Regions from separate parts of the Homo sapiens genome. Here region 1 is linked to region 2. Evidence: read pairs that join two places in POLR2A ChIA-PET (ENCODE). Cell type or tissue: PC-9. All regions are shown on one strand. Each heading gives the region's core, and the rest is flanking DNA. Links, peaks and the distances in the headings are about the cores only.

Evidence for each region. ChIA-PET counts read pairs that join two places held together with the same protein. Peaks named below come from ENCODE experiments on the same cell type or tissue, not always from the same donor. Only the 100,000 strongest peaks of a DNase experiment are listed, where the experiment ranks them.
Region 1: POLR2A ChIA-PET joins it to region 2 with 5 read pairs; 5 of 35 experiments call an interaction of 5 or more read pairs at or near these places.

What each region holds. Positions count from the first base shown.
Region 1 is chr3:177,493,349-177,505,487 of GRCh38, reverse strand. All of the region lies in intron 1 of LINC00578 (long intergenic non-protein coding RNA 578), which reads right to left. It also overlaps the pseudogene RN7SKP52. Among named protein-coding and RNA genes, the nearest start is that of LINC00578, 57 kb to the right of the region's middle. In PC-9, for the core only: no CTCF peak of the experiment used is centred there; a DNase peak (open chromatin) is centred at 7,067; H3K27ac peaks cover 425 bases.
Region 2 is chr3:177,361,214-177,373,352 of GRCh38, reverse strand. No RefSeq gene overlaps it. Among named protein-coding and RNA genes, the nearest start is that of LINC00501, 73 kb to the right of the region's middle. RefSeq lists enhancers at 7,007-7,508, 11,688-11,887. In PC-9, for the core only: no CTCF peak of the experiment used is centred there; no DNase peak of the experiment used is centred there.

The sequences.
Region 1 (12,139 bases), core at 4,184-9,183, 130 kb before region 2:
GACAGGGATCAACTAGCAATCCATGACACAGATCATTTTTCTGACATCTGTGAGAATATTCCATATTCCATATTCTATTTCCAGCTCATTTGAACCTTGTTGAAACACTCCTGTTCTGGGTCACATTTCTTTTCAATTGTATTCTCTAGTTTCTCTAGGTTTTAGGCAACACTAATCACACAATAAATTAACTATATTAAAGTATTTAAAAGCAGATAATGATTTATTGTGGCCAAAATCTCTAAAATAATCTCCCTTTAAAAATTATTCTATCATAATCAATACAACTCATTGCCATAAGAGTTCCAACTTTATCCCTATAAAGTTATGTTTAATTATATAACTTCATTACTTAAAACCTGCAATAATACCCTAAGCTTAGGGAAACCATATATTCCAGTTTGCCCAAGGCCATCTTGGCTTATGCTTCTTGTCCTGGGGTCCCCTCTCATTTAGCACTTGTCCTGGTTTTTATTTCTTAATAAAGTAATAACACCTATATATGTATTAAAATAAGCCAAGGTATATTTCATGAACCTCTACTTTATATTTATTTCCAGCTTCTGCCATAGTCTCTTCTGGTACTGTGTGAGAAGCATGTAAAATAAATAGATTTCTTATTTTGACATTTGATTATAGCTAAAAGATAACAGTGATAAACCAACTCTCTTTCCTCTACCCTTTCAAGATCCAACTTAGTTTACATTTCCCTTCCAAGGACAACATATAGGGTTATTCACTCATAATTCGTTCATAAGTTGAAGTGTACTTGGATATAATTGGGTAGGATCAGTAAGCTCCTTCTAGTCCAATGGCAATGCCTTCCAGGTGCACCTAGTCACCAGGGTGACAGGTGGTTAATCAGGTAGAAACATAAGTAAAATATGTACAAGGAATAGAGATTGACCAATCCTGTCAGAGTCTATACAGAATAGTCTGAATGGTCCTACTCTACAAGTTTATCATCTTTTCAAGCCAGTAACAGTGTGTTTAAAACAAAGTTTCAACTATTGTATAGTGAAAATCTATAAATATGCATATATAATAAATGTTTTTACATATGAAATATCATACATAAATACAGATTTTATTATAAATACTTATAGATTTACACCATACATAATTATTAAGATAAAATAAATATATTTTATTGTCAATGCATTTTTATTTTACAATAAACCATTCAGCAGCAATAAGCTTAAAAGAAAAAAAAATTCAAGTTTTATAAAAAATTAGGACAGATTTTTCCTTCTTATTTTTTTCCCTTAAGAGAAGGTGTCACTCTGTCACCCAGGCTGGGGTGCAGTGGTATGATCACAGCTCACTACAGACTTGAACTCCTGGGCTCAAGTGATCCTCCCACCTCAGCCTCCCAGGTAGCTTGGACGACAGGAACATGCCACCACGGCCGGCTAATGTTTATTTGTTTGTTTTTAGAGATTAGGGTCTCCCTATGTTGCCCAGGCTGGTCTCAAACTCTTGGGCTCAAGCAATCCTCTTGCCTCAGCCTCCCAAAGTGCTGGAATTATAGGTGTGAGCCACCACACCTGGCTGACTTGCCACTTCTCAAAAGTATTGACAATGAAAGAGTAACTCATACCAAATATTTGTTGAGAATTACCATCTACCACTTGAGCTACTGATATTATTGGCCCAATGAAAACCAGAAGACACAAATATGAAGAAATATCAGAAACTCCTCTAACAGTCAAGAGAAGGCTGTGCCCAAAGATGGTGATTTCACATGTGCAGCTATAGAAAATACACACATCACATTGTGAAGCATGACTTTTTATTTAGATCAAATGCATCTTCTAAATTAACTTTACTCATTTTTTATTCCAAGTTTCCTTGTGCGAGTCTGAAAATAAAGTGATCATTATCAAGGTGTTATCTCCATTAGCAGAAGAAAAACTTCTAAAATAGTTAAATGGTGGATGTGAGGGTGATCTATTCACAACATCTGTCACCATATTGATCACCAAGGTTGATGTGGCTGCCAACCCGGCTGGCTATGTGGCTGTGCCCTTCCTCCCTCACTGCCCCATGTACATCCTTGCCAAAGCTCTGTGCTTGGTTGAAGAGAACTATCTTCCCTGATAAAATGGTTAAGTAGTACAAGTTTTACAGCAGTCTTCAGCTTCAAATTGAAAATCACTTAATTATAAAAATACTTCTATTCTTTTCAATGATTTATGAAATAAAAATATAGCCCATTCTGGCATAGTTGAAACATCTGACATTTTGTGAATGCTATTTTAAGTTCAGTTAAAACTTTTGTTGTTGTGATAAAACAATTAGAAATTTTGGTGGAGCCCAGCATCGTAGTAAAAACAATGATCTCACAAAACTTAAAAACATAGAAACTATGGAGCAGAGCTCTACTTGGAATTGGTTGTGGTGTACATGTAATTCATAAGTCGGTTAATACGAGCTGTGATATTCTACCATTCAAAATAAAAACTATAATTATCAAACTTTACATATATAGGTATACTTAAATCACTTCTATATATAAGTGGTTTAACTACATAAAATTTAGGATGACACATGCTGAAGACAAAAAAAAATTCAATACTGCAATACAAACTTTCTTTTTCTTGATGCCTACAATCAACTGAATATTAGAAATGTTTGAGCCTGGGGGCCAGGCGCAGTGGCGCACACCTCTAATCCCAGCACATTAGGAGGCTGAGGCAGACAGATCATCTGAGGTCAGGAGTTCAAGACCAGCCTGGCCAACATGGCGAAACCCCATCTCTACTAAAAATACAAAAATTAGCCAAGTGTGGTGGCAAGTGCCTGTAATCCCAGCTACTCGGGAGGCTGAGGCAGGAGAACTGCTTGAACTTGGGAGGCGGAGGTTGCAGTGAGCTGAGATTGCCCAGTTGCAGTCCAGCCTGGGCAACAAGAGCAAAACTCCATCTCAAAAAAAAAAAAAAAAAAAAAAAAATGTTTGAGCCATTGAAGAATTTTTTATATTAACCCCAGTGTCCTACAATGGAATTGAATTTTTAAATTAAAAAGTCCTCTAAATTATGGTTGCATTTTGTTCAAAATTAGTTGGAACTCTTTAATAAAAGTACTCCATAAATAAAACAACAAAAAAGTGTTGAAGTTTTTAGTAAATTTTGGTTACTAAAAATAAGGTTTATAACAATAAAGACATTGAAATTTATTCTTCCTAATACAAGGGAGGAACTGAACATATCAAATGAAAAGGGCTTAAAGGGTAAACAAGTTTCTGTTTTCAAATTTGATAATTGTTCTTCAGAATATATTACTTTTAGGGAGATCATTTGACAGAGCAACTATTTTTAATTCAACAAATTTATATTCTGTTCTGGAGTAGAATAAAAAAACTTATAATTTTATAACATTTATATTTGGCAAAACTTCAAAAACATCATAAACACAGATGACTTATTTGATGAGTTTTTGTCTTATAAAAACATTTGTTGAATAAAAATACACTGAATAGAGGGGGGAAACAACCTGAGATGTTTACACATTTTAATATAAAAAAATTTTTTCATTGCGAATATCCTACATCGAGCAGAATTTATTTTGAATATGCTTCAGTTTCTGAAGGGAAAGTATTTTCTTAATTTAAAAAAAAAAGAGAATAATTCATTGGAGTCATCAAACATTCTAATTTATTTACCATAAAATAGAGCTTTGAGGCCGGGAGTGGTGACTTATGCCTGTAACCCCAGTACTTTGGGAGGCTTAGGCAGGCAGATCACGAAGTCAGGAGATCAAGACCATCCTGGCTAATGGTGAAACCTCATCTCTACTAAAAAAAAAATACAAAAAATTAACCAGGTATGGTGGCATGCGCCTGTAGTCCCAGCTACATGGAAGGCTGAACCCAGGAGGCACAGGTTGCAGTGAGCCGAGATTGCACCACTGCACTCCAGCCTGGGCAACACAGTGAGACTACCTCTCTCAAAAAAAAAAAAAAAAAAAAAAAAAAAAACATATATATATATATATATATATATATATATATATATATATATAGCTTTGACTATTACTCAATTTTATTAGAACATTTTAATAAGATTATATTGAAAATACATATATTCTTCAGAAAGATACTAATGGCATGATATTAAGGATAGATTTAGATAAGAAATAGATTAAAATATGTGCCTATACAATTGCCTCAAAAAGAATAAAATATCTAGGAATACAGCTAACTAGGAAGGTGAAGGATCTCTACAAGGAGAACCGCAAAAAACTTCTCAAAGAAATCAGAGATGACACAAACAAATGCAGAAACATTCCATGCTCATGGATAGGAAGAAGCAGTATCATTAAAATGACCATACTGTCCAAAGCAACTTATAGATTTCCAGGTTCAAGCGGTTCTCCTGCCTCAGCCTCCGGAGTAGCTGGGACTACAGGCGCATGCCACCATGCCCGACTAGTTTTTTGTATTTTTAGTAGAGATGGGGTTTCACCGTGTTGGTCAGGCTGGTCTCAAACTCCCGGCCTCAGGTGATCCACCCTCCTCGGCCTCCCAAAGTGCTGGGATTACAGGCATGAGCCACTGTGCCCAGGCAATATTTTTATATTTTAAGAATTTTTTTCAGGCTGGGCGTGGTGGCTCATGCCCGTAATCCCAGCACTTTGGAAACTGGGGTGGACAGATCACTTGAGGTCAGGAGTTCGAGACTAGCCCGGCCAACATGGTGAAACCCCATCTCTACTAAAAATACAAAAATTAACTGGGCATGGTGGTGCGCACCTGTAATCCCAGCTACTTGGGAGGCTGAGGCATGAGAATCACTTGAACCCGGGAGGCAGAGTTTGCAGGAAGCCAAGACCGTGCCATTGCTCTCCAGCCTGGGAGAAAGAAGGAGTCTCTATCTCCAAAAAAAAAAAGATTTTTTTTTCAAAAAGTTTTTAATAGAGTCAACTTGATGGTCAATAAATATTCAAAAGATTAAGTTCCACTTATTTTTAGCACCTCCTTTTACTCTCAAAAGTGTCCCAGTTTGGTTGATGTTGGCTAACTATAGCCAACAGGATAAAGCCACATTCCTTGTGATGTGGCCCTCTGCACCTTTCCAGTCTCCATCCCGTGACTCTTCAAAGCCTCCCAGGCTCGGCTCTCAAAGCTCTACTCCCACACTTCCCTCTGGCTGCAATGCCCTGTGCCCTCATAACCCTGCTGCATTCTAACTCGGCCATTACATCCAACCTAAATATCTTCTTACAGCTTCTGCTGACTTTCTTCTCTTACCTTCCCATCTTACAGCATTAATTATACGCACATATATGTCCTCATAGAGCTTCACATGCAACCCTGATTGTTGTTACAGCGCCACTATTTTCTTTCCTGTCCTCCTTTCAAACTGGATGGGGAAAGCTGAGAGGCCATGGACTTTGACTTCTTTATCTTTGTACATCCAGAGCCTGACGCATTACTGGACACAAACTGGTTATGGCAAATGTTGGTCTAATTAAATGTGTTGTATCACAAAGAAGGCCTTTCAGAACCTCAGAACCTCCTAAAACACACTATGAAGGCATCCTTGTGCTCTATGATTGCGTATAAGGCCCTTCCAGGACCTGATCCTCTAGCTGCTGAGCCCCAGCAGGGCCTGTTTTTTTCTGGAGGACTCATAGGTTCATGATCATCTGCTGGCATGCTCTTGAGAAGGCTCTAGGGTGAATAGATAACCTCAGCTGTCCGGTGATTCATTTCGCTATGTAAAATCTGAAATAATGATAATGTATTTTGCATGTGTGTGTGTAAAATTAACACTCACTTATTCCCAAATAAACCAATAACAATTTCCAGTGCCTATACCAAAAGCTTGACCAACAAAACTATAACTACCAGAAAGGGTAGTGAATATAACCTAACCCTATTTTCTTTTTTTTCTTTTTTTTTCTTTTTTTTTATTATACTTTAAGTTCTAGGGTATGTGTGCACAACGTGCAGGTTTGTTACATAGGTATACATGTGCCATGTTCATTTACTGCACCCATCAACTCGTCATTTACATTACATATTTCTCCTAATGCTGTCCCTCCCCCAGCCCCCCACCCCCTGACAGGCCACGGTGTGTGATGTTCCCCACCATGTGTCCATGTGTTCTCACTGTTCAACTCCGACCTATGAGTGAGAACATGCTGTGTTTGGTTTCCTGTCCTTGTGATAGTTTGCTTAGAGTGATGGTTTCCAGCTTCATGCATGTCCCTGCAAAGGACATGAACTCATCCTTTTTTATGGCTGCATAGTATTCCATGGTGCATATGTGCCACATTTTCTTAATCCAGTCTATCATTGATGGACATTTGATAACCTAACCCTATTTTCTAAAGCTGGTCATAGACTCCCCTTCACTAGGCAAGGGGCCCTTAAGTAAGAAGATGTCCAGCAAAGTGAATCTAAGACATACAAAATGGTGAGTTTCCATATTGGGTTATGTCTCACTCTAACAAAGCCGTCTTTCATTATGGATATAATTTAAAAGTGCCTATATAGGTGTGTATATGTGTATATCATATACACTTTGAATAGATAGCATTATCGATTCACACATCCACAGTCGTCAATAATACTGCGAATTACCTAGGAGACAGCACAGTGGTAATAGAGAGGCCTTGGAGCTAGATAAGTCTGTGATAGAATTTTGACTTCATCTTTTCTTGAGCCTCAGTTTCCTCATCTGTGAAATGTGAATAAACATGCCTGCCATTTAGACCTGTTGAAAGGATTAAAGAAGACAGTACCTAGACAGATAAATAGTAAAGTTGTTACATTTATTACTACAGGATCTGTTATTATTTGACTAGCATGTAATCTACTAATATTGCACAACCTTGATTCTTATTCTCTAAGGTGAAGTAGAGCTGATCGCTAAGTCCCCATTGCTGCCAAATTCTGTTTTCAGTGACATTTTAAGAACAGCCTCCCTCCGCATGTCCACAGGGAACTGTCAGGCCCAGGGGCACCTCTGCTGCTTCCCAGTAGGAAGCTCCCTCGAGAAAGCAAGCAGGGAGCGGGTTTCTATGATCCCACCAAGATTTGGCTGAGCTCCACTTTCAGCCTAGTGACTCATGCACCTTGAGTTGCTAAGGGAATTGAAAGTGTTGCCAAGGAATTTTGCAGTTTGCAGCAGGTGGATGTAGAAATTACAGAACCACTTTCTTCAAATCAGTAGCAGTGGATGTTTGTGCCCACAAGGATGAGGGCACTTTGGCAAGCACCCTAACCAACTTCTCCTCATACTTCAAAACAGACCCCAAACCATGTTTTCACCTTCTAGTGGTATATGAATGCACAGATGCAGAAGTAAAACCTGGTCCTGAGCAGAGGGTCTAAATCTGCAGGCGTCAACAAATATGTTACAACATTTTTTTAATGTGAATGGTCAATTGACTTTTATGAAACTGAATATTAACTGATAAATGATTACACTGTTCATCAATTATTTCACTTTAGATATAATCTGAAATCTTTCAAAAGATGTTTGTCTCTCCTTATCAATACAATTGATTGTTTTATCTCAGTGCTGCATTTTCGGCAATTTTCTCATATCTAACTTTCGGTTTATAAATTTTTTTGCTTTAGCTGTCTTTAACCAGCTGATTAAACCATGCACTGCATTTCCATTTCAATGACGATATTTTGCAATTCTAGAAAATTTATTTAACTATTTTTGAATTTTTTTTTAGTATTCCGCTTAAGTTTATGTGTTGGTGTTTTGGCTATATCTATTTGTATAGTTTTTTTATGATTGCGCTAAGGATAATGAAATACATACCTAACCTCTTACAGTCTATTTAGATGGAATATTTTACCACTACAAGCAAAACATGGAAGTCCTGCAACCCTTTGCCTTCTCCCGTTTGTGTCACAGCTGTCAGATGCTTTGCATATACATACCGAGAAACCCTACCAAAGTTACAATTTTTTTTTTTATATACGAAGTCTAGCTCTTGTCCTCCAGGCTGGAGTGCCATGGCATGATCTCAGCCCTCTGCAACCTCCCCTTCCAGGGTTCAAACGATTCTCCTGCCTTGGCCTCCCCAGTAGCTGGGATTACAGGTATGTGCCACAACACCTGGCTAATTTTTGTATTTTTAGTAGAGATGGGGTTTCACCATGTTGGCCACAGTGGTCTTGAACTCCTGACCTTAGGTGATCCACGCGCCTCGGCTTCCCAAAGTGTGGGATTACAGGCGTGAGCCACCGCTTCCAGCCACACTATGCCTAGCCAAAAGTTACAACTTTTGCTTTCAATAGTCATACATATTTTAAGAACTTAAAATATTAAGTTCTTAATATTAATATATTAATATTACCAGACAGTTTTTATATTACCCAGTTACCATTCTCTTCCATTTCTGAAGTTTCAAGTTTCTCTAGTATCACTTCCCTTAAGCCTAACTACTTCCTTTAGCATTTCTTTTAGATGGGTCTGCTGGTAATAAATTTTCTTCATTTTATCATCTTGCTGAGCCAATAAGCAGTTTGTTTAATTTCTCCTTCACAAAGGGTGCAAGTAATTAATCGAGTAGAACAGAAAAAGGGTAAAGATTGGATATGGAAGAAAACAGGTGAGTGACCAACGCCATATCTAATGCAAAGCAGCTTCCAATGAAGCCCCTTTTTCTTTTAAGCAGGTCTCAGGAACTCAGCTTTTTTTAGTATCCTTCTGCATTTGTCACTACCAGCCTATCACATGGGGTTCTTTTCCCTAAAGCCAGCCATGGGTAAATGTCCTTTCCCATCAGCTGGAAAGAATAAGTACCCATTCTGTTTATTTCACAGAGTCAATGTGAATGATGCTGCTCAGAGTCTCAATGGTAGCCACCAGGTCCCCAAACCAATATAGAAAGAAGACAGACTTGAACTACAGGGAAATTGAATTGTTAGAAAGTTGTCTTTGCTACCCCATTGATGGAGACAATCCTGAAGTGCAGATAAGAAGAAAAAACATGTAAATTCAAGTTATAGTACACATTTCCCTCTAATTTTCCTGATGCATATGGCTGTCATTGACCCTTCATCACTAGCCTAACAATAATAGTTGGTTTGCAATTTATTTGGATCCTCTGAAGATTGGGAGTTATTGTTAGCAGACAATTTTCCATGGATCTCTCAATATTTCTGCACATCTTATAAGCAGAAGTACTGACGGCCTTTTGTTCTGAACTATCTTTTCAAGGATATTTGTATAGCAAACAGCATGGAAATAATAGACAGTGTGTTTCCCTCCAAAGCAAAGAGCAGGTTGCTTACAGCTTCGCCATGATTTTAAAGGCGATATTTCCCACTGAAGCAAAAGGCAGGTATGCTTACTGTCCAGTGTAATAAAGAAAATGTTTCTCTCTGAAAGCAAAGGTCAAGCATGCTAAATGTATATTACACAAGATTCAGATTCCCTAAGTTCGGGGACTCTTCTGTAACAAACCCATTGAGTGTGCAGTTATTATGTAGCTCCTGTGGGAACTGGAGCTTAGGGATTAGGACAAAAATGCTAATTCTCTGGCTACTGTCCTTTACCTCTGACCTGGGAGTCTCAAGTCTCCAACCAGCATCCTTGAAACTGTGGCTGGCTAACCTGTCAGCTTGCAAGTAGATAAAATCCTAGACCCTCAGAGGTCTTGGCAGTTACAAAATGACCTTCTGTACCTTCCCAACCCTCTCATAGTATTTATTTCTCCTCCAAGAGTGGGATGGCTGCTATGTATTTACATAGCATCTGGCCATGTGCCAATTCACCAGGTCCCCATAGGACTCTACCCCCAGAATTCTATTTCTTAACATTCTCACATAGATGCCAAAAGTAGGCACTAGTTTCTTTGTTTCTTCCCCCTAGTTGTACATCTTTATCTTTAGTATGCATATACTGTATCACATATTTCAACAGCTGCAAGAAGCAGCAAATACATACTAGATCAGTATAGTCTCTGGCCACTATATGCCAAGCCCACACAAATGCATTAGTAAACTTCACTTGAGATTAAGGATGTAAAAACCTTGTGCAAAACCATCTATAAATATAAAGTTTTATTATTATGAGCTCCTATAATACAAGAATTCTGGTTGACCACCTCTGAGCTGGCTACTAGAATTTCCTCATTCCTGAACAGGAGAACTTTAGCTAAGAGTAAATTAGTAAGCGCTCAGGTAAAACAATTGTAAGAGAGCAGAAAAGGCTGGGCGCGGTGGCTCACGCCTGTAATCCCAGCATTTTGGGAGGCTAAGGCAGGTGGATCATGAGGTCAGGAGTTTGAGACCAGCCTGACCAACATGGTGAAACCCCATCTCTACTAAAAATACAAAAATTATCCGGGTGTGGTGGTGCGCGCCTGTAATCCCAGCTACTCAGGAAGCTGAGACAGGAGAATCACTTGAACCCAGGAGGCAGAGGTTGCAGTGAGCCAAGATTGCGCCGTTGCTCTTCAGCCGGGGCAAGAGAGCAAGACTCCATCTCAACCAAAAAAAAAAAAAGAGAGAGACCAGGAAAACAAAAGTATCCTTTGTCAGAAGCTGAAAGTGAACCAGTACCATGTTGAATCTGTCAATACAAGACAGAAGGACAAAATATCATTGTCCTTCTAAATTTTGCTTGCATTTTACTGACAATCTGGTTACTAAATTGTTAGATACAGAATTAACTCTTACGTACTTGGTCTAGCAATGGACCAAATTAAATTAATAGATAAGAAGCAAGTTGCAAAAATTCCCGAGCTATCTTCTTCTTCTTTTGTACCATTTTACATGGCATCAAAATCTGTTCCAGTTACTAAGGACACATATGAATTTACCCCACAACTCAGTGGCATGAAACAGCAATGTGTCATGCTCACAGATTCTGTAGAGGAAATTGGACAGGACACTGTGGGGACAGCTTGTCTCTGATCCACAACGGTCTGGGGTCTCAGATGGAAGATTCAAAGACTGGGAGCTGAAATCATCTGAAAGCGTCTTCACTCGTGTCTACTGTACAATGGTGGCACTCAGCTGAAGACCTTAGTTCCTCTCTATATTGGCCTCTCCATGCAAGTTAATTTTGCTTCCTCAGAGCATAACAGCTGAGTTCCAAGGACAGGTGTCCTGAGAGAGGAATCAGATGGAGGCTGTATCCTCTCTATGGCCTTAGCCTTGGAAGTCACATAGCATCACTTCTGCTGCATCTGTTGATCAAAAATGGAAGTTTCTGTCTTGATCCAAACCCAGAAAATATAAATCTCAGCATTAAATAAGAAGGTGTCAGTTACAATTTAAGAAATGCATGTGGCACTCAGATATGTATATTTGTATGGCCATCTTTGGAAAATACAATCTACCACACTCTGTATTTGTGTGACTTCTCTCAATGAACCTACAAAACAGATGCTTTCATTCTCTTCATTTCACAGATAGAAAATTAAACCCAAACAAGTTTAACAACTTGGCCAAATTAACACTTGATTATAAGAACATCTATTAGTAAACTTACCCATGTTTGAACTTTGTTGATACGAAGAGGTTCCTCCTCCCATGGCCAGAGATGATTTTTAGTTTCCATGTTGAGCCACTGTTTCCTTTTTTTCTTTTTTGAGATAGGGTCTCACTTTGTCACCCAGGCTGGAGTGCAGTGGTGCCATCTTGGCTCACTGCAGACTTGACCTCCCAGGTTCAAGCAATCCTGCTTCAGCCTCCCAAGTAGCTGGGACTATAGGCACGCACAGCCACACCCGGCTAATTTTTGTACTTTCTGTGGCGACAGGGTTTCACCATGTTGCCCAGGCTGGTCTTGGACTCCAGAGCTCAAGAAATCCACCCGCCTCGGCCTCCCAAAGTGCTAGGATTACAGGCGTGAGCCATGGCCACCCGGCCTGAGCCACTGTTTTCTATCATGTCTCAAGTTTCACTGTCTAAGATCCGACACATGACTTGAAGACTTACCCCTTTAAATTTTCCTCTTATTTTAACAGCTTTTGGGATTCTACTGGAAGTTTGTACAGCGTAGTGGTACCAGGAATAAGCATTGGAGGCAGATAAACATGGCTTTAAATCCTGGCTCTACCACTTCTTGTTTAGATGCAGCAAACACATTACTTACCCTTGGTAAGCCTCCCTCCCAACAGGGATAATAATAAGCTTCTCGAACCTGGTACAGAAGGT
Region 2 (12,139 bases), core at 3,845-8,844:
TTTATAGAGACACGGTCTCACTGTGTTGACCAGGCTGGTCTCAAACTCCTGGCCTCAAGCAATCCTCCCATCTCGGCCTCCCAAAGTGCTGGGATTACAGGCATGTGCTATCATGACCAGCCAGATAAGCATCCTTTAATTCCCATAAATTTTGGAAATTGAGTTGATAAATGCTTAATAAAAAAAAAAACCTGTAATCTTTATAATTTTGTTATTAAGGGATATGTGAATATTTGGAATTTAAAAAGTCACATGAGACTTTGGCCTCTTCATGTAACAGTTCAGCCCTGTAATTCCACCTTAAAATATATGATTGAGTTATTGATTTAGAGTTTAGATTTACACAATTTTAATGATATAATATTGGAAGATTTAAGAGATTTTAGTGTTCCCATAGCTGAATTTGATTTGTTAGATTTACAACAGTTATTTAAATACTTAGAAAAGGTCTGTTAGCTAAAGCAAGCAACTAAAGTCTATAAAAGGAAAATCAAGCACATTTAAATCATAAATGAAATTTAAAGTGTTCCAGGCTGTTTATTTAAGTTTGTGAAAAGGACCAAATATTAGTCAAAGGCTGCTTTAAAAATGATTGTTAAAATTTGCTCGATTTATAAACAGAAAAATAAGATTTATAAACTGAACTTAAAAGCTTAAAAAGAACTACATGTGTGGATTTGTAACATTAATTAATTGATTATTAATTTTTAAAGCGAAAAAACTCAGTAATCTTTTCTGCACACAAAAACTGCCTTGAAGGATAATTTTTAAGCCATATTTAACAACCTTCTTGGGAACTCAGTGAGTGAATGAGGAAAAAGAATTACGCTCACGAAGAAAAGGTAGATAAAATATATTTTTAAAAATATGGCCCAGAGTTAAAACTAAATAGTATGCTTTCACTTACCCTCTCCTACCTTCCAGTAAATGCAGGAGAAATGCTACAAGATAATGTGGATGAAGCAAAAGATCAGAATTATTCAACAATTTTTATTATTGAGTACCTACTCTATGTTTTACACTATGGGAAAATGCAAGAATATGTGGCATTTATAATCTAGTGAGGCAGGTAAGACTCACAAATCTGAAACAGAGAACAGAATGATTCAGTTCAATAAACACTTATTGAGAGCCAGCCTTGCAACAGATATAGTGACTGGCTCCAGGGAGGGGGAGGCGGCTGGGCTCAAAAACAAACAATAAGCTTTATAATTAAGTGCTAAATTGCGTGTTGCAGAAGTCAAGTGAGAAGCATTCAAAGAGAGATAACAAAGTCTATTGGAACAGCTGAGATTTATGGATGAGGTAAGAATTGATCTGGGCTTTGAAGGATGGAAAGGACTTCAATAGGCAAAGGGGGTGGGGCTGGAAGAGAGGGGCACTATGAATCTAGTGTGCAAGGGAAGCAACAAAAGAAACCAGCAGAAATGCTACACATTGAATGACAGTGGAATTAGATCATGGAGCAATTTCTAAATTACACAAAACTAAAATTAAAGCTAGTTACTAGACTAAGCTACTAAACAATAATAAAAGCAATAATAATTACTACCAAACATTGAGAGGAGGTGGCATAAAATAAGATAAATCCTCATATGCCATAGCAATGAGTCAATAGGTACTATTTAAATTTGATTAATCATAAAAAAATTATGAGCATATATTACTAAACCTTTTGTGATAAACACCAAAGGAAAGATAAAGCTAAAATAGGTTGTCTCTGGGGCTGGAACTAAGGATGAGGAGGGTGGGGGACCAGAGAATCTTGTTATAAACTTTTCTGCACAATTTGAGTTGATACCACATGATTGTATCACTTTGATCCAAATATGAATATTCAAAACAAATAAACTCAGTTATTAGGCCATGTTTGTTTGACCCAGAGGTAGATTTACTACTAAGCTAATAAAGCCTAAGCCCTGATTCCTTCCAAGACCTACATCTAATTTTGTATGTATGTACTTTCTAATTTTTTTTTTAAAAAGGCCTTCCCACAGTCATATAAGCACCAGGCCCTGGATGACCCTGGTTTGAACTACAGTCTTTTTCATTTCTCACAGTTCTTTAATGCCTTTCTTCCTTGACATTTCCTAGAAAGAACCTAGTCTCTCTACTTTTTATGTTACTTTTAATCAAGGCATATGGTCTTAGTTATGCTAATAAATAATCTTGCTTCAAAATAAAATCTCTACTTGATTCAGTAAACAATATCGAGGCACGTAGTTTTGTTGTTGTTGTTGTCCATGAAAAGAGTATATTCTTTTATTGTTTTTTGTCCATACATGTTAAGTTTCAACTTTCAATAATAAAATTCAATAAATTTGATTCCTTCATCATAAAAACTTGCTTTACACATTATTTACATGTTGCCAAAGTCCATGCAAAACATCACAAGGATTTGATTGACTCCATGCATGATGCCATCACACAGAAGGAGGAGGGAGCTAATCCAGTAACATACATTCAAAGATTAAATTATAGATACGTACAGTGTATTTAGCACTGTTCATTAATATTATAACACCTTCCTCTCAAAGACAGGCATTCTTAAGCGTTAATCACAATATACCAGAATTTGCACTTAGATTTTTAAACAAAGAAATGAACAAGGGGGAGTGGTGATCTAAAAAAACGTCCCCTTGACAGAGTTTGAATTGAAGTTGGGAGAGCCTGGAAGCACAGGGACCAGTTGGCAACTGTTGCAGTAACTGCTTGGTGAGATATAAAGGCTTGGATCAGCTGGTAATAGAAGTAATGAAGAAAATGAGACAGATGCAGGGGCTATTTTAGAAAGGAATTGACCAGGTCGGGTTACCAGCTAAAGACCTGCCCTACAAATAGTTAGGATACTTCCAAGTTACACTTTGGGATAGAGCTTGATTTTTCACTCATTTTTTGGCAAATGTCTCACAGGCTTCAACTGAAAAGTTGACCAGTAAAGCCAATTTGAATGAATGCAGCCTGCCAGTCCCTCTGTAATTCTAGTCAAATATTTATGGATGGAATTCTACCAGTGACTTTCTTTTAATAACAAAATCATGAATTGTCTAGCCCTGGATATGTATTCATATTCTTGTACACAATCTTAGGAGCATGTGCTGATGAGACAGGCTAATAAATGGATTCAATTAAAACAGCTGACAATCTTTTGGACCAAGGGAGTTCTCACTTGGACAGTTTATATAGCTGCCTATATTCTTACTGCGGCAGATTCTTAACAAATCCACGTCCTAGAAGAAGAGGCACATCACAAAACTGTTCTGCAATAGTAAAGCTACGTGGCAAACAAAAACAAATCCCAAGCTAAAGAATTTGGGGGAGAACATCTAATATTTTGTATTGGTCTTGTGACTTGTATTTCTTAATATCTCTACAATGTATTTTGAGTAGTGTGTCTACATCATGAGGATTCTGAATACATAAACTGTAGGTCTTTGAATTTCTCTGTGGAAATAAGAAATTTAAAATCATGTTTGTATGCAGCCAACCCAGCACAGCTGACCTGAAAAGTGAAGCCACTTAATAATGCACCTGGGTTGTTTCCTGATTGATTGATGATTGATTGACTGTCATGCATATGGAGAAATTAGCAGCCAGGCTTGAAACTTGGTAGGAACTGCTCTCCTTTATCTTTCATCCTCTGTCATGGGTTGGTTTTTTTGTTTTTTTGTTTTGGGGGTTTGTTTGGTGGGTTTTGTTTTTGTTTTTGTTTTGTTTTTTTTTTTGAGTCGGAGTCTCACTCTGTCGCCCAGGCTGGAGTGCAGTGGCGCAATCTCGGCTCACTGCAAGCTCTGCCTCCTGGGTTCATGCCATTCTCCCACCTCAGCCTCCCGAGTAGCTGGGACTACAGGCGCCCGCCACCATGCCTGGCTAATTTTTTGTATTTTTAGTAGAGATGGGGTTTCACCATGTTAGCCAGGACGGTCTCGATCTCCTGACTCGTGATCCACCCGCCTCAGCCTACCAAAGTGCTGGGATTACAGGCGTGAGCCACCGAGCCTGGCCCACGGTGGGTTGTTTTTGTTGTTGTTGTTGTCGTTGTTTGTCTTACAAATGGAGCCTAGGCGGGGCACGGTGGCTCACGCCTGTAATCTCAGCACTTTGGGAGGCTGAGGTGAACAGATCACGAGGTCAGGAGTTCAAGACTAGCCTGGCCAACATGGTGAAACCCCGTCTCTACTAAAAATACAAAAAAATTAGCTGGGCCTGGTGGTGGGCGCCTGTAATCCCAGCTACTTGGGAGGCTGAGGCAGGAGAATTGCTTGAACTCAGGAGGTGGAGGGTGCAGTGAGCCAAGATTGTGCCACTGCACTCTAGCCTGGGCAACAACAGCAAGACTCTGTCTCAAAAAAAAAAAAAAAAAAAAAAAGTGGAGCCTAATGCTCTACCCTTTTGTTTTTAAAAAAATAACTTTGATTGCATCAATAAATACTAAAATTATACTCACTAATCATAATGCCTACTAAGTGCAGAAGTTGAGTTAAGAAGTGGAAATACCGGGCACAGTGGCTCACGCCCGTAATCCCAACACTTTGGGAGGCCAAGGCTGGTGGATCATCTGAGGTCAGAAGTTCTGGACCAGCCTGGCCAACATGGGGAAACCCTATCTCTACTAAAAATACAAAAATTAGCTGGGCCTGGTGGCAGGAACCTGTAATCCCAGCTACTCAGAGAGGCCAAGGCAGGTGAATCACTTGAACCCGGGAGGCGGAGGTTGCAGTGAGCCGAGATAGCACCATCGCACTCCAGCCTGGGGGACAAGAGTGAGACTTTGTCTCAAAACAAACAAACAAACAAACAGACAAACAAAAAGAAGTGGAAATACAGGCCAGGCGCGGTAGCTCATGCCTGTAATTCCAGCACTTTGGGAGGCTGAGGTGGGCAGATCGCCTGAGATCAGGAGTTCCAGACTAGCCTGGCCAACATGGTGAAACTCCATCTCTATTAAAATTACAAAAAAATTAACCGGGTGTGGTGGTGCATGCCTATAGCCTAGCTACTCAGGAGGCTGAGAAGGCAGAATCACATAAACCCGGAAGGCGGAGGCTGCAGTGAGCAGAGATCATGCCACTTCACTCCAGCCTGGGCAACAGAGTGAGACTCCATCTAAAAAAAAAAAAAAAAAGTGGAAATACAGAGCTAAATATGTGAAGTGCCCCTGCAATAGCTCGAAAACTAGTGAGCAAATTAAACAGAAAACCACCCTGTGAGTGCGATGATGGAGACATATTCGTTTCCACATTCTATTCTCTCATCCTCATGTAAAAGGAAGTGGGGGAGACTTTCAATGCATCATAAATTTTACTCCCCTCTAGATTGCAACCTTTCTGACATTTTCTCCCACTTTCCACTATTATTTGTCCTTGTTCTCTTCACAGCTGAAAGCTCTCCCTCTCTGCTGGCTCCTTGCCATCATCCGCATTATTAGTATGCTGACGCAGTGCCCGTCTTCATATATACCTATATATGCCTCCAACACAATGCAATCTTTATTAAAAGGTTGTGTTGGCCAGGCACGGTGGCTCACTCCTGTAATCCTAGCACTCTGGGAGGCTGAGGCAGGCGGATCACCTGGAGTCGGGAGTTCAAGACCAACCTGACCAACATGGAGATACCCCATCTCTACTAAAAATACAAAAAAATTAGCTGGGCGTGGTGGTGAATGCCTGTAACCCCAGCTACTTGGGAGGCTGAGGCAGGAGAATCGCTTGAACCCGGGAGGTGGAGGTTGCAGTGAGCCGAGATCGCGCCACTGCACTCCAGCCTGGGCAACAAGAGTGAAACTCTGTCTCAAAAAACAAACAAACAAACATAAATAAATAAATAAATGGTTGTCTCCAATAACTGCCTCCTTGGCCACACCACCCACTTTCTTCTCACCCACTGTAGTTTCCCACCTGCTACTTCTCTCCAGAAACTGCTCTTGCCAAGACAGCTACTCATCCCCTTAGGCCAGAACCAACGGTTTATTTCTGTGATCTGTTAGCTGTTTTCACACTGTTGAATTCTCTTACTACCCTTAACATCCTTGCAAAAAATAAAAAAAAAAAGCAAACAAACAAACAAAAAATTCCTGGTTTTCTGTCTTCTTCTCTGGCTATTTCTTCCCAATCTCTTTTGCTGATGATCCTTTTAAGTATTAGTTTAATATGATCCCTGGGTTTTGTTTTCTGTCTCTCTTCTCTTTGTATACAGCCTCCAGTGATCTCATCCTCTCCAATCACCATCTAAGAGAATACATTTGATTTAAAATTATTTTAAGTGTCCTAGACTGAATTTCTCAGGTACACCCTAAAATGGAGCCCAAATCCCTAAGGTGACTCCAGAATGAAACTTTTTTTTTTTTTTTTTTGAGACAGAGTCTCGCTCTGTCATCCAGGCTGGAGTGCAATGGCGCGATCTTGGCTCACCGCAACCTCCGCCTCCCAGGTTCAAGCGATTCTCCCGCCTCAGCCTCCCAAGTAGCTGGGATGACAGGCGCCTGCCACCATGCCCGGCTAATTTGGTATTTTTAGTAGAGATGGGGCTTCTCCATGTTGGTCAGGCTGGTCTCGAACTCCTGACCTTGGGTGATTCACCCACCTCAGCCTCCCAAAGTGCTGGGATTACAGGCCTGAGCCACTGCCCCCAGCCGGAACTGACTGCTTAAAGCCCTCAGTATTCTCATTGGTGAGAACAGATTAAATAGCCAGGAGCACGGAAGACCGGCTTACCCTCCAGAGGCTGCTTTAGCTCATATTGGAAATTCTTGCAAAGCCCCAGAACTACAAAGAAGAAAATACAAGTAAAGAACAAAAGGGCGGGCCGGGCCCAGTGGCTCACGCCTGTAATCCCTGCACTTTGGGAGGCCGAGGTAGGCGGATCATGAGGTCCGGAGATGGAGACCCTCCTGGCTAACGCGATGAAACCCCGTCTCTACTAAAAATACAAAAAGTTAGCCAGGTGTGGTGGCGGGCACCTGTAGTCCCAGCTACTCAGGACGCTGAGGCAGGAGAATGGCGTGAACCCTGGAGGCTGAGCTTGCAGTGAGCCGAGATTGCGCCACTGCACTCCAGCCTGGGTGACAGAGCAAGACTCCGTCTCAAAAGAAAAAAAAAAAGAAAAAAGAAAAAGAAAAACAAAAGGGCACGCTGGATTACCAGCTATCTCCTTTAGAAATTCGTGGCTTAGGCTGGGTGCCGTGGCTCACGCCTGTAATCCCAGCACTTTGGGAGGCCAAGGCATGCAGATCACGAGGTCAGGAGATCAAGACCATCCTGGCTAACACGGTGAAACCCCGTCTGTACTAACAATACAAAAATTAGCCGGGCGTGATGGCGCATGCCTGTAGTCCCAGCTACTCTGGAGGCTGAGGTAGAATTGCTTGAACCCGGGAGGCGGAGGTTGCAGTGAGCCGAGATCATACCACTGCACTCCAGCCTAGGTGACAGAGCGAGACTCTGTCTCAAAAAAAAAAAAAAAGTTTGTGGCTTCCTTTGAACTATTTTCTTTTGTTTATTTGTTTGTTTGTTTATTGTGAGACGGAGTCTCACTCTGTTGCCCAGGCTGGGGTGCAGTGGCACAATCTCAGCTCACTGCAACCTCCACCTCCCGGGTTCAAGTGATTCTCCTGCCTCAGCCTCCCACGTAGCTGGGACTACAGGCGTGCACCACCACCCCTGACTAATTTTTTTGTATTTTTAGTAGAGACAGGGTTTCACCATGTTGGCCAGGCTTATCTCAAACTCCTGACCTCATGTGATCTGCCCACCTTGGCCTCCCAAAGTGCTAGGATTACAGGTGTGAGACACCACGCCCAGCCCGCTTTGAACTATCTTCTTCCAAACAACAACAACCTGAGAAGGTGGTTTGTGCAATGGGGAATGAAGGGTGAGGAGAGACAGCTGACCATACCTAGGAAGGAATAGGAGTAGTTCTTCAACTCAGTCTATGGTAGAGGGAAAGGGTGGGGTGAAGAGGAGCACAACCATGTCCAGGTTATTCTCACTGAAATTATCTCAGTGGAAAAGGAAGAACCAAGCTAATGACATCCTGAGCCAAACGGTAACTATGAGAAAGGCCAGTGCTGTAAATGCTAGTCTAGCCACCAACCACCAGCAGCCCCACGAGGAGCCAGAGGCTCCCGGGAAAGATCCCCTTCGCAGTTCCTAAGCTCCCATAGAATGGGCCACAAAATACATCTGGGCCGACAATTCAAACATAATGTGTTATTAGTACAATCACTGGCTACATTGACCTCCACTTCTTTCCTGTTTACTGCAAGAACCCAGAACTGACTTTTTTCTAGGACAGCCGTCTTCAAACTGTGGATGCATGAAGACTTTCCAAGGGATACACAGAAAAGTCCACTTTTAAGGGAATCAATTTCCTCAACTTATATGTGTAACTGTCTGAGAAAGAGCTTAACATCAAGGTGACCTCTTTATCTCCTGCCTTCTACTTTACTGAAGAAATGCATACCTTGGACACACTCCAAATCTTACTGTGGTGCATGGCCCCAACCATGAGCACCAGCAAAGGAAGAATTAGGTCTCAGAATCAGTGTGGAGATGGCCAGGCATGATGGCTCATGGGGCAGGCAGATCGCTTGAGTCCAGGAGTTCGTGACCAGCCTGGGCAACATGGCAAAATCCTGTCTCTACAAAAGATATAAAGATTAGCCTGCTGCAGTGGCATATAGCTGTAGTCCCAGCTACTTGGGAGGTTGAGGTGGAGGATGACTTGAGCCAGGGTGCAGTAAGCCAGGATGGCGCCACGGCACTCCAGCCTGGGTGACAGAGCAAGACACTGCCTCAAAAAAAAATCAATGTAGAGGAAGAATCATTCCAATGACTTAAAATAAGTACTTTTGCTCATCAGATGGCTTCTTATTCTTTGCTCTCCACAAGACTGAAATAGAGTTTCATCACAACTGATTTCTGGCAAGCCATGAGATCTTTGACAAATGATTCAGAAGGAGTTTGGAGAATCTGGGGATAATATTGCTATTAAAAAAACTACTTACATCACCTATATATGTTATCAAGTTTCTTGAGTATGTCTGTGCACGTGCACGCACATATGTGAACAACAAATTAGAAACAGAATTGATGCTGAACTTGTCAGTCTAGTAATAGATAATATTAGTCAACCATAGCTACATAAGCTAATTGGAAGAAAAGCCATATTCTCCTGATTAATATATATATTATCAATAAAAGTTAACACTTTGGCCGGGCGCAGTGGCTCACACCTATAATCCCAGCACTTTGGGAGGCTGAGGCGGGCGGATCACTTGAGGTCAGGAGTTCAACACCAGCTTGGCCAACATGGTAAAACCCTGTCTCTACTAAAAATACAAAAATTAGCTGGGCATGCTGGCGCATGCCTGTAATCCCAGCTACTCAGGAGGCTGATGCAGGAGAATCACTTGAACCCAGGAGGCAGCAGGAGAATCACTTGAACCCGGGAGGTGGAGGTTGCAGTGAGCTGAGATCACGCCACTACACTCCAGCCTGGGCAACAGAGCAAGATTCTGTCTCAAAAAAAAAATCTTTTACTCTTAGAGCCATATAATCACACATAATTTTTTAATTAAAATTTATATTTATTTTGTTGATGAGATATAAATATGGCTACATCAATTCGAGGAGAAAAAAATGATATAAAACCTGCCAGTGTTAAAGAAGAGCTTGCTCATGAATTTTTTAAGTGAACGATGATGGGTATCCGATTGCTGTGGTATTTGGATCCTATTGGATACATTTTTTAAAGTGATGTTATGTTAAAATGTCAACTTTTTGCAATATACTAGATATTATTTCCTTTGCAACAACTTCCACTTAGGATGCCAAACTGTAGCTATCATTTTTAAAAAGAGCCCGGAATACATTGTTTTTCAAGATTCTTTTAGGGGGTACATGCACAAAACAGTGTGATGCTGACAACTAATATGGAATAGCAGTCCCCTAACCTTTTCATAAGGAAGTATCCCTTCTTGAACATTTTAAAAATAAAAGCAGTCATAGTTTTACTTTCTATACCTATTAACCAAGAAAAATCAAGTAACAAAAAAACAAACTAGTAGGTATTCAGTAACACTTAAAATTATTAAATGAATTGTTATATTCATCAAAATAGCATCTAAAGATTTTAACCCATATAGATGTGAAGTATATGATCCACTTATCTAGAGAATATCTAGGACACCCAGTGATTCACAGCAACTCTGTACTACACTACAGCCTCCAGTCTCGGAACCACACTGGATGGGTTCCGTTGACCTTTGCAGAGTGGTCTTTCCCTGTGGGGAGGCTAGAAAAATACTGAAGCAGCTCATTTCAAGTGGATATCCTGCTAAGGTATACACAGATTCAAATGCTTTCTGCAGTCAAGCAAGTAGCTTAAATGAGGGAACCTGCCTATGGGTGAGAAAAGAGGGAGAGGCTGGAATTGTAGGCAACAGAAGGCTGTGTGCCGGGTTTCAAAGGGGCAGCTGCTATCCAGCCCCACCCAATTGTTGACAAGGCTTCTGTTGCCTGCAGCTTTTTACTTTTCAGGAAAAGCTGGATTTTCCTGTGAATCCTCTGGATTTTTAATCCAACTTTTCTAAAAACAACTGTTCAGGCTAACCTAAATACAAATGGGAGCTAAATCCACGTTCAATGTCTGCACCAGTGCAACTGGAAGTGTGGTCCCAGGTTCAACAACTGTTTCTTGCATTCCACAATGAGATGTGCATAGCAACTGAGAATAACACTTAGAAATAGCCATAACAGTTTGACAGGGTAATTTTGTCATGTAATTTTCTGAATCTAATAATAAAAAATTGGCTTGTATCTTATACATCTGTTTTATTTCCCTAATTTTTTAGAAACAAAAATATCAGTGGGCAGTAGATTAAAAATCTTGCCCATGACAGTTTAAGAAGCATTGCTGTGGTCTTCATCAAAGCAAGCGGACCACTGGAGGATGCTGTATTTGATAACTGAATCTCCGTGTCTAGAATCGTCACATGGACCGCCTGAAAGAGACAAGCCTATGAATCAAAATGCAACCAGTTCTTTCCAGCTGACAAATATTTGGCAGTAAAGAACCAGAGGAACGGGGGAAATAATGTCACTCCCGGAGGACCGCTCCTAGCCCATCAGATTACCAGGGTTCCTCCAGGGCCAGCTGTGGGAGGAATAGCCTGATGCCACGGTCACCTGGAGTTCCTTCTCCCTCCCACAGCACAGGAGGACCAGCCCCTTAGAGGCCCTCACTGAAGGGCAGAGGGCATGCTCTCAGGCGGTCATTTCTGTGTCTACCTGTTCCAACACACTGAGCTTGTCCAGGGCAGAGACTCCTGCTCCTCCATCCCCCCAACATGGCTCTTCTTCACTGAATTCTCTCCTCCTCTGCCAAATATAAGGTTCCTTGCTAGGCAAAGAACCTTGTCAGCCTCTAGTTAGGGGTGCTGAACTTTGGCAACTGGTAGCCTGCCTCCTACTTATCAGGTTCTATCCAAGCTGATCCTCCAGACTTTGTCCTCCCCTGCTTAGGCAGAAACTCTAGGGTAGGAAGTCCGTTGCCCGCTGCCGAAGCTCAGCACCCAAAGCAAGGTGGCCCACGTCCTTCCCTAGCACGGATCCCTATAGTAGGCAGTTGTGTCTGGGAGAGGCTAAGGCAAAGACGAGAGGGTCAGCTGGGCTAAAAACCGGAAGTGCTTAGAGACTGAAGAGTTTCTTCATCTTGAGAACCAAAAAGACAGACTGTCAGGTCTGCATGCTCCTCTCTGAGCTGAGGGAAACCCCCTAGGTAAATAGCTCCCAGTTGGAGGCGAGTGCCCCGACCCTTCCCCACTTCAGCAGCTTCAGCCTCCAGACTCAACACATGCTGGGCCATCTTGGAGGTCTGGTGTTCCAGGCCTCCCCAGCTGCCTGCACCTCCGAAAGGGGAAATGGGGGTGGGGTGGGAGGGCCAGGCCTGGGGAAGTGATTTTAGAAGTGCAAGTCTGGTGGGAGAGTTTTTCCGTCAGACCATCTGGAGGGAAGTAGTCATAATCTACTACAAGTTCTCCCGAAATGATCAAGTACACATAGGGAAATTGTTACATTGTTGAAAAACATGTCTGCTTCGCTTCCTCCTGGGGAGCTCTAAAGACTTTTATCAGAGATGG